Linked DNA regions of Mus musculus: region 1 is linked to region 2. The links are chromatin loops, found by intact Hi-C in ENCODE. Cell type or tissue: gastrocnemius. All regions are shown on one strand. Each heading gives the region's core, and the rest is flanking DNA. Links, peaks and the distances in the headings are about the cores only. Region 1 has its middle 75 kb from the start of Gm52058. Region 2 has its middle 44 kb from the start of BB123696.

The links. A loop is a pair of places that touch in the nucleus more often than their neighbours do. Peaks named below come from ENCODE experiments on the same cell type or tissue, not always from the same donor. Only the 100,000 strongest peaks of a DNase experiment are listed, where the experiment ranks them.
Region 1: it touches region 2 in a loop (7-fold over the local background); 24 of 42 quality-filtered maps call a loop at or near these places.

Annotation. Positions count from the first base shown.
Region 1 is chr13:53,090,933-53,099,268 of GRCm38, forward strand. No RefSeq gene overlaps it. Among named protein-coding and RNA genes, the nearest start is that of Gm52058, 75 kb to the right of the region's middle. In gastrocnemius, for the core only: a CTCF peak has its summit at 4,460 (motif pointing left); a DNase peak (open chromatin) is centred at 5,905; H3K27ac peaks cover 855 bases.
Region 2 is chr13:52,708,796-52,717,131 of GRCm38, forward strand. No RefSeq gene overlaps it. Among named protein-coding and RNA genes, the nearest start is that of BB123696, 44 kb to the right of the region's middle. In gastrocnemius, for the core only: a CTCF peak has its summit at 3,357 (motif pointing right); a DNase peak (open chromatin) is centred at 3,364; H3K27ac peaks cover 723 bases.

The sequences.
Region 1 (8,336 bases), core at 72-8,071, 380 kb after region 2:
GGTGAGTGGGAGGGACTTCTGGGTAGGCCAGGAGAGGAAGCAGGAGAGAGATCTTTTTAGAATGGGGATAGCATAAGGGCAAGATGTATGTAGCTGCTTGAGTTTCCCCTGTATCATGCTGGATCTCTCAGGATTTGTCACCGAAGGAATCTGATTTAATAGGGCTTACAAGATAAGGTTTTAGTTGCTGTGTCCAGAGATTGAGTTATCATTGTTGCTGAACTGAGTCTGTGTGACGTTTTCCTTCACATGGCAATTCGACTGGGTTCAAGAGAGAAAGGTACAGTGGTAAAATGTGGGTTTGCCAGATGTGCACCACAAAGGCTGTGGGGGATTTGAAGCACAGGGTTTTCGTGGTAGCGACCCACTAGTGGGAACCTAGAGAGCTTATTGGAGAGATTGTAGCGTTCTGAGTCAGAGTCTCCCCAAGATAAAAACATGTCAGTCATTGCCCACCCATGGCCAGCAAGTGACCAAAGAATTTTTCTTCTCTGCATCCCCAGAGGGTCTGGAGCCCTGACAGTGCATTACTACAGCAGTGAGCGGGATCCTTGGCTTACCCCCTCCTGCCTCCCCACCCCCAACCACAGAACTCAGCTGTCAGAACTTTCAACCATTCTATGTGGTTCTGGCGGCCGGGTCTTGCTCCTGTTGCTCACGAAGCGGAAGATGCCCCTCCTTCTACTCCTAGTTTCCCAAGAGAACTCCCGAATCCTTTGCGACTGCTAAGCTTCTTCAAAGCCTTCTTCGCTTGATGCGATCATGTGATTTCTTGTCTTTGAGCTACTTGGTTCGTTAGGCGAATCACCTTTGTTATCAAGCCGGCCTTGCACAGCTGGAACGGGGATGTGATGTTTATTTCATTTTATATATTGTAGGATTCTGTTCACTAACAATCTCATTAAGGATTTTTGCATCTTCAGGAGATGTGCTTGTGTGCATACAGTCTGGTGTGTGCAACGTGTCTATTTGTGTGTGTGTGTGTGTGTGTTTGCGCGCGCACACACGCGCGCGCGCATGTGCATTCAGGTATGTAGACGCGTACACGTGTACCATGACACATATGTGGTGGTCAGAGGACAAATCCAAGCATCAATCCTCCCCTTCTACCTTGTCCCAGGTGGAGTTCTTCTTGGTTTTCTGCTATAGACTGCTAATATCTTTGACCTTATGTGGGTTCTCAGGGCTTCCTCTGGCAATTCTGTCATGGCCTGTGGACTCTCTGCAAGCGAGAGAGTACACACACACACACACACACACACACACACACACACACACACAGGAGAGACGGGGGGGAGGGCAGGGAGAGAGAAGGGGAGAGAATTTAAAATAATAAAAATAAGCTTTAAAATCACTGAGGCTCACTTTATGGCTCAGAGTCTGATCTCGTTGGATGTGTTCTCTGTCTCTAAAAAGAAGCTGTGTCCTGCTGCTGAGGAGGGGTTGGGCAAGCATCAGTTGGACCCTGGTGGACACTGGCAGCCAATTCTTCTGTCTTCCCTATTTATCTGCCTGGTGCTTGCTCTTTCATTTGCAGAAAGGAATGTCAAAGCTAAGACTGTAAATGTAAGAATTACCTATCTGTCATTTCCATTTCTTTCTTTTTTTAACACTGGCATTTCTTTTATTGCTTGACATTTGCATAAGAGAAAAGTCCTCTCATTGAGGCGTCACGTAATCACTGATAAGCAGATTTTCGCTGTACATCAGATAGGCGCGACATTCTCAAATTGAGGAAACTATTTACCAAAAGCACATAAAAGTTTCACATGGTGTGCTTTTAAATACGGTTTATATTTGTAGCTTCACGTCGTTAAAACGCACTTCAAGTGTACCACTGGGGAGTTGATCTTTATAAACCAAGATGGGTTGATGCACATTATAAACTGGTACACTATCTGGATGGAATTAGAAAGCTAAGACCTGTGATATTCAAACTTACACAAATCAGCTTGCAATTCCCCCTCAGGTAGCTACATTAATCTAAAAAAAAAAAAATCTATTATGAAACCAACAAAAATCTACTGAATTCAAATTATTCATGTTGCAGGTGGATCTCTGAGGCCTGGATGTGAGTGTGCCTGACCACTGCTAATTCATGTACTGTGACATCCTTCTCCATGGCCTTCTCCATGGCCGTCTCTTCTACACATTGCATATGAACGTTTCCAGAGGCTGGACATTCAACAACTTTAGTGATACCCTGCCCTTTTCTCTTGCCTAGATTTGTGGTCCTGGTTCTATAAGAAAGCAGGCTAAGCAAGCTATGGGAAGCAAACCAGTAAGCAGCACCCTCCATGGCTTCTGCATCAGCTCCTGCCTCCAGAGTTTCTACTCTGCTTCAGTTCCTGTCCTGACTCCCTCTGAAGATGGGCTTTGATCCGGAAGTGTCCGGTAAATAGACCCTTTCCTCCCCGACTTGCTTTTTGGCTACAGTATTTCATCAAAGCAAAAAAACAAAAAAACAAAAACAAAAAAAAAAAAAACTTGACTAAGATGCAAACAGAGCAAACTAGAGCTTCCTGGTGGCAGGGAGTGTCAGTGTTTGCATTTCAGTGACATTAATCCAGCAACTTACTTGACAGAGAATTACTCATTTCAAGTGCTCCCAGGAGGAATGCTTTCTTTCCACTTGCTCCTCCTGTGAGAGCAGGAAGGAGGAGCGGGTGGCGGTGTTAAACTCAAAGTCATGACTGGGATGGCAGAAAGAACATTTTTGGATAGATGCCAGGATGGAGAATTTCTGGTCTGGAGAGCCATTTTTATTTGAGAGAATATGACGTAAGTATGAGAAATTGGAAAAGAAAGACTTGTTTAATGTCAACGTGTGATTTCCAGATTCAGTGAAAAGTGCTTTAAAAAGAGCAAGCACCCTCGTCTCCACAATATCGAAAAGCTGCGGGTGAGGCCTCCTCAACTCCAACTCACCCACATGGTGTGGTCCATCACAGGAACAGCAAGGCAGCCTGGTCTGGGTGTTAGCTCACACTTCATTTCCCATGCACCGGTTGCATGGCCTAGCATAACAATGCCCAAGTCCACTTCTTTTCATTGGTAATAACTTGTAAACACTCCCGGGTCCATTCCTGTTATCCTTATTAGAAACCTGAAGGGAGCTGACTGGTCAGAGGCCAAGGTACCCTCATAGTTCACATGGCCAGAGACAGTGTCCGTCCTCTAGAAGAGGACACTGTATGTATGGACACTTACTGGTGGACCTAGTTAGCTGAATTCCATGGGGTGATGGTGAGGATTGAGTGCAGTTGGTAGATTGGTCGTCTAGTGTGCACCAAGCCCTGGCTCTGATGCCCAGCGCTGCATGAATAGGACATGCTGGTGCACACCTATAGTGCCATCACTTGGGACGTAGAGGCAGGTGGCTCAGAGATTGAAGGTCATCTTTGGCTACAGAGCGAGTTCAAAGCCAGCCTGGAACATAGGAGATCCTGCCTCCAAAAACAATTTTTAAGTTATAAAAAGGTAAATTGGTAAATAATTAAACTATGACATGTAAGTCTCTACCTGCTCCTGGAAATAAAAAACAAAAACAAAACCACCCACGCCTCCTACTCAAGTCTAATGAGGCCAGGAAGATCCTGTGTAACAGAAACTGAATTCGGTCCACATAGCCCAAGGGTTACATCAGAAAGCACATCTTAAATTTTAATCCATCAACATCAATTCAGTAAATGCTTTCTACATATGGACTGGTAAAAAGCTCTCCCTTCAGCGTGCTAAAGGGGTAGGTGTGTAGAGTGAGACAAAGCATCTTGAGGGTCCCCAAGAGAAAGGAACGCCAGGCACTGTCTCTAGAAAAGTCATGGTTAGAAGTCATCAGAGACAGACTGCATCCAGGGTAAGTCTTTTAGCTAACTGGGGCTTAACAGTATCAGCGTCATTTAGACGGTGTGGTAACTGAGTTATAAATACCTATGGTCTCACTTGAGAGTCATTGCAAATTGAAAGGAAAGATAGCAGCCCCGAATACTTGACAAAGATTCCATAGTCAGAGGCCACTAACTTCATGCCTAACAAGCCAGTCATAAAATTACGCCTTGATGTTTATTTCTTCATCATACAAATGACAACTTGTGACTCTTGTTACCATCGGAATCAACGTAATTCAGTTTGCAGTGTTTGTCTCCTTCAGTCGTCTGTTTTGACCTCTGTTCACCTCTGGCAAGCACGTGGATTTAATGAAAAAGAGACTCTGTTGGTCCCTTTGGTATTTCTTAATTTCCTACAAATGACTAATTTAGGTTCAGTGATGCCAGTTGTGTGTGTGTGTGTTCGCGCGCGCACGTGTGTAAGGTACATCATCATTAGACATCCTAGAAGCTCAGGTTTCCTGGGTCAGATGATTAGGAAAGAGATCTGTCGCCCCTTCAGCTTTGGGTTTCCCCCACTTGCTACAGAATCCTACAGGTAGGAAGGAGAGTTTAAAATCTCCCTCTGCTGGCCTCTATGTGAAATCCAGCAGCTCGAATCCTGTTCACTTCCGTGTTGGATCGCATCTGGTTCGTGTTAAGTCCTTTCCGTTGCCGTGACAAATCCCCGAGGCGAACCAACTTAGAAGAGGGACAGCTTATTTTGCCTCATGGTTTCCGAGGCTTCTGTCATGGCTGGCTCAGTCATTTGCAAAGGCCATAGTGAGTCCGACCAGCACGTTGGGAGTGTGTGGTAGGACATAGCTGCTCACCAGGAAGTAAACAAGGTGGGAACAAACTATCTCTTCTAAGGGTATGGCCTCAGTAGCCTGCAGCCTCCCACTGTGGTGTACCTCCTGAGTTTGAAACATCTCTTCATAATCTCGTTAAGCTCCGACTCCATCAGTAAATTAATCTATGCATGAGATCGGAGCCCTCGACTCTGTCACCTTGGTGTTCACCTCTGGACACTGCTGCAGTGGGGGGATACAAGACACATGAGCATTGGGGGTATTTTTAGGTCTCAGAGCATCACGTCGTTTCAATGGATGTTTTCTGCTGGCGGCTCTTTAAGGTGACAGACATAAGTAACAGAAGGGACACCTTCTGGGGGCTCCATTCCCACACACTCTCAGCGGTAGGTCATTACCCACCCCTATCTAGCACCACCCCACCTCCAAACCTCCACAGGAGGAGACCTGACCATAGGCAGGGCCATCCACACCTGAGACTCCTCAGGTCACAACATGCCATGCCAGAGCAGGGCCCCTGCTTTTGTTTATTTTGCTTTTGTGGATGACAAAAGGGAGAGAAGTATTAGCAACAGAGAATTCCCACAGAGACTCCTGTTCTCTGTTCTTTCGGGGCTTCCCCTGGGCTCTGGGGCTAGCCTGCGACTCTAGTGGAGGTAGCCTCTACACTGCTGGCTGCTTGGTTTTTTGTTTGTTTGTTTTGTTTTGTTTTAACTTAGCTAGCCTGTTCATATAAATACTGTACATTGTACATACCCTCCTTATTGTCCTTTGTCCCTCCCAGGAGACCCTCTGTTGACCTGGAGAGTTTCACATCCTCATTGTACTGTGACTAGCACTGCAGGGAATACTGTGTACTCCGTGGTACTGTCTTCCTGTTTCTTTAGAAGAGGCTTTGCTCTCTGGGCCCTGTTTCTGCCTCTTGCGAGCGGTCCAATGTTCCCTCCCGCACGAGGATGCTTAGCATTCAGGAGGCAAAGTCAGTCTTGTACGGTTAGGGGCACACATTCCGTCCCTGTGGTGGACCTTGTCTGTTGACCTTCACACACCTGTATCAGGCTTGGAAATTGCTGGTCAGCCTTTAGTTTCTTTTTCGGCACTTTTCTTCATTCCAAATCCACAGATGGGGAGTCTGGCTCAATGAACCCACCTGGGTGGATCCTGAGAACAGATAAGGACACTCACTGGACATAAAGTAAATACAACCGGACAGTGGCGAGGACTCTAGCGCCACCTGCTGCTCACACACGTACTCGCAGGGGACTGGAGAAGCCCGGAACACCATGGACATGCAGAAAATGACCCTTTAAAGAGAAGAGATCAGTATGGCTAGGAGGGAGTTTGTCCTCTTACTAAATACATGTAAATATGCATATGTACCTATGTAGGTTTTATAAATAATATATAGTTTGTAAATATAGGTGTTTATGCAAAGAAATATATTTGTTTAACTTGTTTTATGCAGAGAGGGTTTGCATCTCCATTCCGCCCCATAAACTCTAAACTCTTAAAGCATGGCCTGGCAGTGGTGGTGCACACCTTTAATCCCAGCACTTAGGAGGCAGAGGCAGGTGGATTTCTGAGTTTGAGGCCAGCCTTATCTACATAGTGGGTTCCAGGACAGCCAGGGCTACACAGAGAAGCCCTGTCTCGAAAAGCCAAAACCAAAACCAAAATAATCTCTTAAAGTATGGCTCCTCTGCTTGTCAGGAGAGCAACACCACTCATCTACAGCAGCTGTTTTAATGGCTGAGAAAGAGGCATTCATACAATGTTTACCTCAGCGCCTGAGCGCATTAGCTCGTTTCCCATTGCTGAGAAAGTACCCAGGATGGTCACTTCAGCAGTAGCTAGCTGGCCAAGGGTTCTTCTCTTCCATGTGAACAAAAATTAGGTAAAAAAGCAGATCTTTTAAACTTTGTCTGCCGACCTTCCCAGCCCCCAGCATCTGACCCCAGTGAGCAGCAGCAGGCAGGCAGGAATAGCATCGAGTGGTGCCCTGGAACACGGCAGCCCCTGTGCAGGTCCTGAGTTCCAGAACCCTTGGCCCTTGACGGGGGCCATCGTTACAGCTCTGGCACTGAGACCCTTGCTGGAAATCTTCTGCAGACCTGGACCTGTTCATCATCTACTGATACTTCAGACCCCTGTCCTAGATACAACTGTTACATCGGCTTGCAAACTGCTAACAGCCAGCTGGGCAGCTGAGGGAGGGAACTATCCAAAGGAGGATCAGCCCCACAGCAAGTCCTCCCAGGGAAGAGACCAGAAGACTGGGGAGCCTATTAAAAGTCTGGCCCAGAGTCTTCAGGTGGCCTTCCACCTGGGGGGGGAGGGCGGGGAGGATGGGGTGGGCGCGGTCCTTGCAATTCCTTTGATGGGAGTTGCCTGTTCCAATAAAGTCGGTCCTTTTTTGTTCTTTGTTCTCTCTCTGGCTGGTGCCTCTCTCTTCCCTGTCAATCTGTCCCTCTTGCTATCCACCAGGGACCTTCATGATCTCTGCTGCTTTTACTCTGGGGCTGTATTTGTGTCCCTCACCTCGTTTCTGTCACCCTTTTCCACTACAGAAAATGACCCTTTAAAAAGTCATGGTGATGAATATGGCTAGGAGGGAATTTATCTTCTTACTGAATACGTGAAAATATGTATATGAACATATGTAAGTTTTAGCAGTAATTATAGTTTGCTATAATATATGTGTTTATACAAATATATGTGTGTGTTTAAGTATATTTTAGTATAGAGAAGGTCTGCTTCTCCATCCTGCCCCATAAACTCTAAACTCTTAAAGCATGGCTCCTTTCGCTGTCTGAGTGGGCCTTCCAGGAAGTTCAATTATTTTTCCATCCAGCTAATGGATTGAGCTCAGAAGGACCCTTAGCTGGCCACCCCTTGCCTAAACCCCTCTAGCAATTGGCCACTCCTAGTCTCAGCATCCCTGCCTCTATTTGGATAGCAAATGGGAGTTCTGCACTTGAGGGACATACAGGAGCTTGGACAATAGACACCACTGGGATCACTCAGGTGGACAGGTGCATCCTCCTCCTGGGAGTGAGATCTGCCGGGTGGATGGGATTGCTAGGTAGGATCCAGGAGCAGGGCTAAGGATGACGTCTCCATGGGTTACAGTGTCTACAAGCACCATGTTAGATCCCCAGTACCCACATAGAAGCTTGATGAGATGGCGTATATCTATAACCCCAGAACTTTGGGGTCAGGGCATAGAGCAGACACTGGGCTCCTCTGCTAGTTACTGGGTCAGCCTTTACTATGGGAGGTAGTAGGGGTAGGGGCTAGCTAGACCTGGCATGAAGTGCCAGGACATGCAGTATGGGAGAGCATCTTCTTTTGAGTGGGTCTGAGCAGGACGAACAGAAGCCACATGTGTGGCTAATCACAGATCTTTGTTTTAAGCTAATCAGCCAAAACGGCTGAGGTTTTGGGCCAATCACAGCCTTGCCTGTGGTCATGGTAGTCCATTAACTAGAGTGTATGCTTCCCATTGGGTTACTTCGGTTCATGATTGCAGAGAGCCTGGCATAAACTGATCCAACATCCCTGCCTCAGGGGAAAAAAAAGTGTAGCAAGGCAGTGGTGGTGTAGTACTTGGGAGGCAGAGGCATTCAGATCTCTGTGGGTTCGAGGCCAAACTGGTCTA
Region 2 (8,336 bases), core at 248-8,247:
CTGTTATTGGTGTTTTATTTTCTGGAGAGTCGGGGTTCTATTATTCTGTGTGCAGGCCCCATCCAGACAGGGTTCACGTGCCCCAGGCATGAGCACAGTTTGTGAATCACTGATTTCCAAGAGACTGGGAGAGAGGGGATGCACCCTCTATCCTCTAGAACTGACAGTCTAATTATTCTTCGCATGATCCCTTCGCAGCTTGTCCCAACAGACTCCAAACTCATCCTCGCTCACCCACAAGTATGCATTCATTAGAGACGTGAATGGTATTCCTTGCGAAGACAAAGCAAGATGCTGTTCTCAGGAAACAAGAACCCAGACTCAACTCTGAAATGATACCCGGGGCCGTGAGAAGCAGTTGGTAGAGCACTGGTCCAGCGTGCACAAAGCCACGGGTTTGAGGCTCAGCTCTACATTTACTGAGTATGATGGTACACATCTCTAATCTCAGCACTCAGGACATGGGGGCAGACAGAGCAGAAGCACAAGGCTACACGGTGAGTTCAAGGCCAGCCTGGGATTTTTTTTCAATTTTTTTATTAGATATTTTCTTCATTTACTTTACAAATGCTTTCCCGAAAGTCCCCTAAACCGCCCCCCTGCTCCCCCAGCCTGGGATTTTATGAGACCCTGTCCCTTTATAACTCTCAAAGTGACTGTCACTTTGGGAGTTTCCACAATGAAAGCAGAAGACAAAGCAAGCATTGCCTATCCACCTCCGCATGCCCCTTCCTCATTCTTGAGGGACCTCAGACTTGCTCCCGGGGCAGAGAGCACCAACCAGAGATCACGGTGGACCTGGATCTGCTCCTCCCGGTGACACTGGAGTGACCCCTCCCCCACATACTGTTTCCCCTCTGCAAAAACCCAATTACTATTAATCCCAACACTGCAGAAAGCAAAAGAGCTGTGTTTGCAGCTTCCTGGTAGAGCCCTTGCCTAACACCCTGGGTTGGATCAATTAAAAATCAGTCGTTGACCTCTTTCACACGGATCCAGTTCAAATCAGCCCCTGCTTCCCAGTGGGGAACTCCCTTGCTGTCCTGCTGTCCCTGTTAGAATCAGAGGCACACACCCAGACTGGACTCAACCCCTCTTGGTTCTCACCTCCCGGCTGCCTCCTCTATTCAAATCATGGGGCTGGATGTAGCACATGGTTTACTTAGGAGACAATGCCTCATCCCACAGAGGGGAGAGTCCATGTCCAGCTTTTTATGGAGCCTTTGGAAGCCGCTATATACCTGTTCTTCAAACACTCGGGTTCCCCGTCCCACCCTGAGCCATTTATCTACACACATCTGCAGCTGGAAGCCTCCTGGAAGGGCTCATGGACCTAATTCCGAATATCCCACTGCCCCAGAACAGGTTAAACTCCTGGCTTCATGCTGCCACCATCAGGGTTAACTTGCTTCTGGTAAAACACCTCAGTGGGTCACTCTGCTGAGGACCACAGTGCACCTGCCTCTGACAACCTGGACAAACTAACTTCTACCCACCTGCTGTATAATAACCACCACTGCCATCTCGGCCAATATGACCTCCCAGGTGTCCCATACAAATGTGAAAGAATCTATCCCAGGTGGACAGGGGTTGCCTTTGGTCTGTTGTACTCTGGCTACTGCTCCAAGCTTACTTCCAGTCTGTGGTCAATGCCAGGCCTCTGCTGGCCTTGCAAAAGACACGTTCCTGTAGTCTGAAGGTCTGGCCCTTAGGCCTGAAGGGAGGAGCATCTATTCCATCTAACCCCAAAGAAGGCAGACCTGGCGCCCCTGCCCATACAAAGTCACCGAGGCATCACACATTGAACCTGCAGTGAGCTATGTGTTACCTGTTTTAAAGTACCTACCTAAGAGGGGCGGCCAAAGGCATGCCTTCCTTTTCTGCTTCCATCTTGGGGTATGAGGTCTCCTGCTAAGGTGTTCTCTGCCTCTTCCAAAGCATGGCCGCCCCTCCTCTCCCACCTGACCTCAAGTGTAGCTGAAGATGTCCGAGGCAGCAGTGACAGAGAGAGGCATAGCAGCGTGCTGTCACCCAGGGCAGCCTATGGACACCCCTTAATCTTTTAGGGGCCTCAACTCCAAGCCAAGGTTCCATGCTACTGTCTTCACCCATGAATAGGATTCCAGTGGCTTTGAATCTGCTGTCTGTAGAGGATGTCTGGGAAACCTGACAGGGCTCAGCTGAGAGGGCCCAAGATCACAGAATTACAGAGAGGTAGGATATCTCAGTCTAGTGACTTCCAAAACACACCCAGGGGGAGAGGCCCTGCCCAGGCCGCCAACATTCAGACCCAGAACCTACCTTATTGCTACCTTATCAGTACCTGAAGATGTCTCTGTACCAAAGATCGCTTGTGTTGGCAACCTTCATGGTAAATACTGATTGTGTTGGAATTGTGTGTCCAGCTGGAGAGGGATCCCCCAGTGGATTTTATCCCTACAAGTATCCCTACAGGTTTTCACATCTTTCTGTCCTGCATCATGGGCACCTTGGGTCTCTCAGGAGTAAAGGTGGCTGGACTTCCTGATGGCCTCTGTCTGTCCGCACCTGCTATTCCTGCAGGCTCACCTCAGTTCCCCTGTTGTTTATCTCTGTCTCAGGGACTGATTCCCTTCTGTGAAGTTCTCTTTCAGACTGGAAAGCCACCCAGAATCCACTCCAGCCCCACTGCCCTTCCCTCCCCGAGGTCAGATTGCACTTTTGAGAATATTGTGGGTCATCTTTCTACTGTCTGATACAGGATTAATCCCTGTCTCCGGTTTACAACGGTCCCTCTCCAATCCCAGCCCATGCCTGTACAAGAACAATGTCAAGTCTGCCCATAACTTAAGTTTTTAAGGATTCCATCCCACACTGATCCGTGTGTGGATAATTATCAGCAGGGCCACAGGAAGGCTGTTGTCTTTTTGCCCCACACCAGGGGCTAGCAGGTCCCGGTCTCAGCCCACATAGGTATTTTGCCTGGCTGCCTCTATCTACCTCTAGGGAAGCTCTCTAGGAAGAGGCCTGTTAATAATTTACCCAGGATGCACTGCAGACCGGCAGGTGGCTGTAAGCGGCAACAAATGTCAGCCATGTGCCCTGAAGGCACAACTGCCTGCCAGGCAGAACTCCCTACCAAACAGCACGGACCTGGGGCCAGTCCACAGGAGTGTGCATGTGAGAGTTCTAACTTCCTGGCTGATGCTCATGGGGCATACTTTGCTCCCAAGGCTGTCCTCCAGCTCAGTAGGCCCGGGAATGTCTCTTAAGTCCTGTCATCCTGTCCTTTTCAGTTCTTTCCTTAGGCAGAGCCCTCTCTAAGTAGTAACAGCATCCTTCTTCCAGCTTTGCACTCATTTCAGAAACGGACACTAGGGGGCAGTCATCAGACATAGCACAGGCCACAGCTGGAGTCCTTTCTTTTTTGACTAGGGCACCGGGGTGACAACACTGAACATGAGCCCTTTACCACAGCCAGTAGGTTCTGTTGCCTGTTGCTGGCAGTCTTGATTCAAGCCAGGCTGGGAGAGAGCTTCCCACTCACGGGTCCCATCCCAGGCTCAGGGTTCACAGCCGCAGAGGGGAGTTAAGTGGGTTTAGGCAAACACACACAACTTGATTTCCACGTTGTCTTCTTCTGGCTCCTATGGGATGCAGCAAAAGAATGGTGTCTGGTTTCAGGGCCATAAAATGGTCCAGCTTAGGCTAACCCTGAGGAGGTAGGCAGGTTGTTTACTGAGGAGCCTCTTGGGCATTCTCTGAGGATGTCACTGGTAATCCACCTTCCCACACAGACGCAATGGCCCAGGACAGTGCTGCGGACATTGAGGGCCAGAACATTCAAGAATAGGACACAAGTCCTACAGAATGGCAAGTTAAAGAGAGACCTCCAATGAGGTTCAAAGGCAGCCTAGTGACATAGCCACTGGGTGACTGACTGCCTCCAGTCTGGTAGTTAGGACTTTCAGAAGCAGAGGACACTTGTGGAGAGAACAGTTAAGGATCCTACGACTGGGAATGGGGGTGAGGGTGGGGTATGGAAATGGCCCCTGAGGAGAGGGACCATGGCCAAATGATTCAAGGCTATGATCCCATATACATCATATACATACACAGGCCTAAGTCTCTAAAGGCAGAACTCTCCACAGGGTGACCAGGTTCTAATTATCATGCAGTCCCTGGGATGTCACCCTTGGTCCCCACTTCACTGCCTGCTCCTCAGACTGGAAAGTGCTGTCCCATTGAAGTCTGGCCAAGTTGGAAACATTCTCAAACCTCAGGCCCAGGTCACAGAAGCAGAGCGTGCTGACGGAGATGTGCGTTCGTGGCTATAGGAACACATGTCCTGTTTGCGGGTGTGGAGTGCCACTGTTGTGAATATATGTGCTGTGGGGCTGTGGGTATGTGTGCATACCTGATGTATGTGCAGGTAGTGAGTGGACCTGTCAGGGCTGTGACTGCCTGTGATGTGTATGTGCACGTGTGAGCTGTGTGTGCCTACAGGGTATAGTCACGGTCGTGAGTGAGTGGGTATATGTGTGGGGGTAAATTATGAGAGAGTGTACCTGCGAGTGTCTTCATGTACATGCGGCTGGCATGTGAGTATGTAGGCAGCAGCATATGAAAATAGGTACAGGCAAGGCTTCTGAGTTGGTAGTCTGGATGGGCTGCTGGTGTCATCGAATGCAGGCTGAAGATCCAGCCTGTGCACACCCAAGTGCAAGACAGGTGTGTCTTGCTTGTTGTCAAGCTGTGTCTTCTTCTTGTCCCTTTCCTCTGCTTCCTGCTGGAGTCAACACATCTGCTCCACAGAACCAGCAGCTCAGCTCCCTGTAACAAGACACACCTTCCTCCCCAGGACTTTGCAGAGCCACAGGAGAACCTGGCCTTATATGAGGGCCAAGGCTCAGGTCTGATGAGACAAAGCCAACACACACATACACATCATACACATATACATACAAATCACACATATACACATCACACATTCACATCATACACACACATACACATCATACACACACATACACATCATACATGCACACACATACACACACATATCCATCATACACATACATACCATACTCATCATTTACATACATGAACACATCATATACACATGTACACATTATACATACCCACATCATACACAAACACATACTCATCCACATACAAATACGCATCACACACACATCATAAGCACACACATACACACCCACATCTCTGAAAACCATGCCCACATACATGCACTCATACACTGCATACTCTTCTACCCACTCACATGCATGTTACACACAGACATCTCAGACATATGTTCATATTCCATGTACCATACACACACAGGACCACAGCACACACACACATGCCACTCCTCAATGTGATACCGAAGCTCCAAGGCCTTTCCTCATCTCCTCCTTGCTGGTCAATAAGATGCCTCCTCTGCCTTCAAGGAGGTAAGACAACACTACGGCTGGACTACCAATTTATGTCCAGCATCCAGCAGGGCAGGTTGCTTTTTGTTTATGGCACTACAGTACCCACCATGGGCCATAGACCCAAGGAAGGGATAAGGTTGCTGGGGTCACTGGTCTCACACCTCTGCCACAGGACAAACTCATTGTGGCCTGCCTACACATCACTGTGCACACATCCATTGGTTGGCTTTATATGTCACTCCTGATGGGCAGTGGAAGTATAAGCTCCACAAGGTCCTACAGGTGACACCATAATCACCACTCAGAGGGGCAGATGGTGTTAGGGGTTTCTCCAGCCAGAGGACAAGTGCATCCTGAATGTCCCAGAAAGTCATGTCCAAAGCTAGCATCTCTGTGGTCCAGGTCTTGCCTAAGAGACTTGCTACAAAGAAGATGAAGCCAGAAAGTTTAAGAGAGTGTACATGGAAGCGTACATGCATGCATGTCCGTGTGTTTGTGTGTGTGTGTGTGTGTGTGTGTGTGTGTGTGTGAGAGAGAGAGAGAGAGAGAGAGAGAGAGAGAGAGAGAGAGAGAGAGAGAGAGAGAGGAGAGAGCATTGCCAGGGAAACCAAGGCTTAAGTTCCTTTTAAACCATTGTCACCTTTGGTTTAGTTTGGTTTTTTTCTTTCGAGTCTCAGGTAGCCCAGGCTGGCCTTGAACATATAATCCTCTTGTCTTCATCTCTGGATTTGCTGGTATCACATTTACATGACCACACCCAGTTCCTGTGGTGCTGGGATGGGGATGGAACCTCTTGGATGCAGATGTCACACTGACTGGACTGTACCCTCAACCCCAGCAAGTTGTGATCCAATGCAAGCCCCTACCACTGAGTTAACCTCTGCATCACACCCTTGGACCACTAATCTCTTCAGTTATAATGGTTCTGCTGAGCCGGGAAGCACAGGCTTGCAATTGCAGCTACCTGATAGGCTGGAGCAGGAGGATGGTGAGTTCAAGGTCTGCCTGGGAAACTTAGTAAGCCCTGATCTCAAAAAGATAAAATGTAAGAAGATGCCCAGTGACAGAGCTTCTGTCAAGGACATGAGAGGCTCTGGGTTCAATCCCCACTATATTAGATGGCTTAGAGACCCTGCTATCCTCAAAGGCCTGTGGGAGTTCATTTGGGGCACCCCTGGCTGCACCTGATTCTGGTGCCACCAACCTAGCTCCATGACCAGTTAGAAAGGAATCCCAGCTCACATGACCTGTTCGATGTCTACAAGGACATCTTTGATGACATCTTTGATGACATCTATGATGCAGCTCAAGATTTCTACCTGTCACAGCTTTCATTCCTCAGCAGCGAGCAGTTTCCACACAGCTAGGGAGATGCAGAGAAAGCTTTCCTAGACCTTTCCTTGGCTATTGCTACTGTTTTTTATGTGCTTACATACATGCAGTGTGTGTGTGTGTGTGTGTGTGTGTGTGTGTGTGTGTGTGTGTGTGTGCGTGCGTGCGTGCATGCGTGCGTGCGTGCGTGCGCGCACGCGCGCGCACGCACATGCACATGTGTATACATTTATGTTACCATATGAGGAGCTCTCGAGTGTCTGTGTGCCTCTGTGTGGAGGCCAGAGGTTGACATCAGGCATCTTCAAAGGCTGCTCTCCATTTTATGAGGCAGGATCTCTCACTGAGCCCACAGTTTGCTGATGAGACTGGGGTAGCCAGCCTGTGCATGCCTTGTAAACTCTGGATGACGGGGTGGCAAGCCCACCCTGCTTCCCTGGGATCAGGGACTCTCCATTCCAGGACTCCAGCCTGCTTAGCAAACACATTGTCCACCAAGTCATCAGCCCAGCCCTGTCCATCCTTGTGTCCTGTTTTCTATATTGTTCCCTTAATTGTTGATTTGGAGTGGGCCACATTTGCAGTGTATGAATGCAGGTGATTTAATTTATTTTTTTTTAACTTTGAGAGAGTTTCAAACTAGTGCCAAGCTCTCTTGTCCATGAGTCCTTCCATCTGAGTCCTGCGTTTCCCACATTTCCATTAGCAGAGAGGTCTACTTAGTCTGAAACTCTCTTGTGAACTAGTCCAGAGAAAAGACGCTCTTACATGTGCAGCAGTTTTCACTAGTGTATCACTGTGGTTGTCCTGCTTTCTCGTTAGCTGGTGTTAATCTGCCCCTGGGCCTCATTTAGAAATTAAACTTTATCATATGTATTTAGAGGAATATCAGTGTACGGAGGCCTCAGCACTTTCCCTGGTCTTGAGCTTTTGCTAGGGTCCTATAATAGATTCCATGGATAAGAAGAACCACAATGTCCTCCCAGCCCCTCCTCCCCTAACCATAGGACAGTAGCATCGACAACTCTACAGCAGCCACCGCACTCTGGTTTTAGCAGGATTCCCACTAATGGTCTTCTGTGCCTGGATCCCAGGGGCTGGGACCATCATGCCCTGTGTCCACAGGCTCCTGTATCTTCATCCCCTCGACTTTGGCAGAGAACCAGGCAGCTAATCCTCAGCCTGGCCTGAGGTTAGGTTTGTCTGGTATTTTCCTGATTGGATTAGATTGTGGGGCCTGACACAGTATCTGTATTTCCTCTGCTCCAGGCATGGATCTACTTCCCAATATGTCTTCATTTTGCTTGTGGAACATGACTTTTTAAAATATTGCATCAAGGGCTAGAGAGATGACTTAGTGGTTAAGAGCACCAACTGCTCTTCCAGAGGTCTGGAGTTCAATTCAGCAACCACATGGAGGCTCACAACCATCTGTAATGGGATCCAATACCCTCTTCTGGTATGTCTGAAGACAGCTACAGTGTACTTATATACATAAAATAAATAAATCTTTTTTTTTCCATTTTTTATTAGGTATTTAACTCATTTACATTTCCAATGCTATACCAAAAGTCCCCCATATCCACC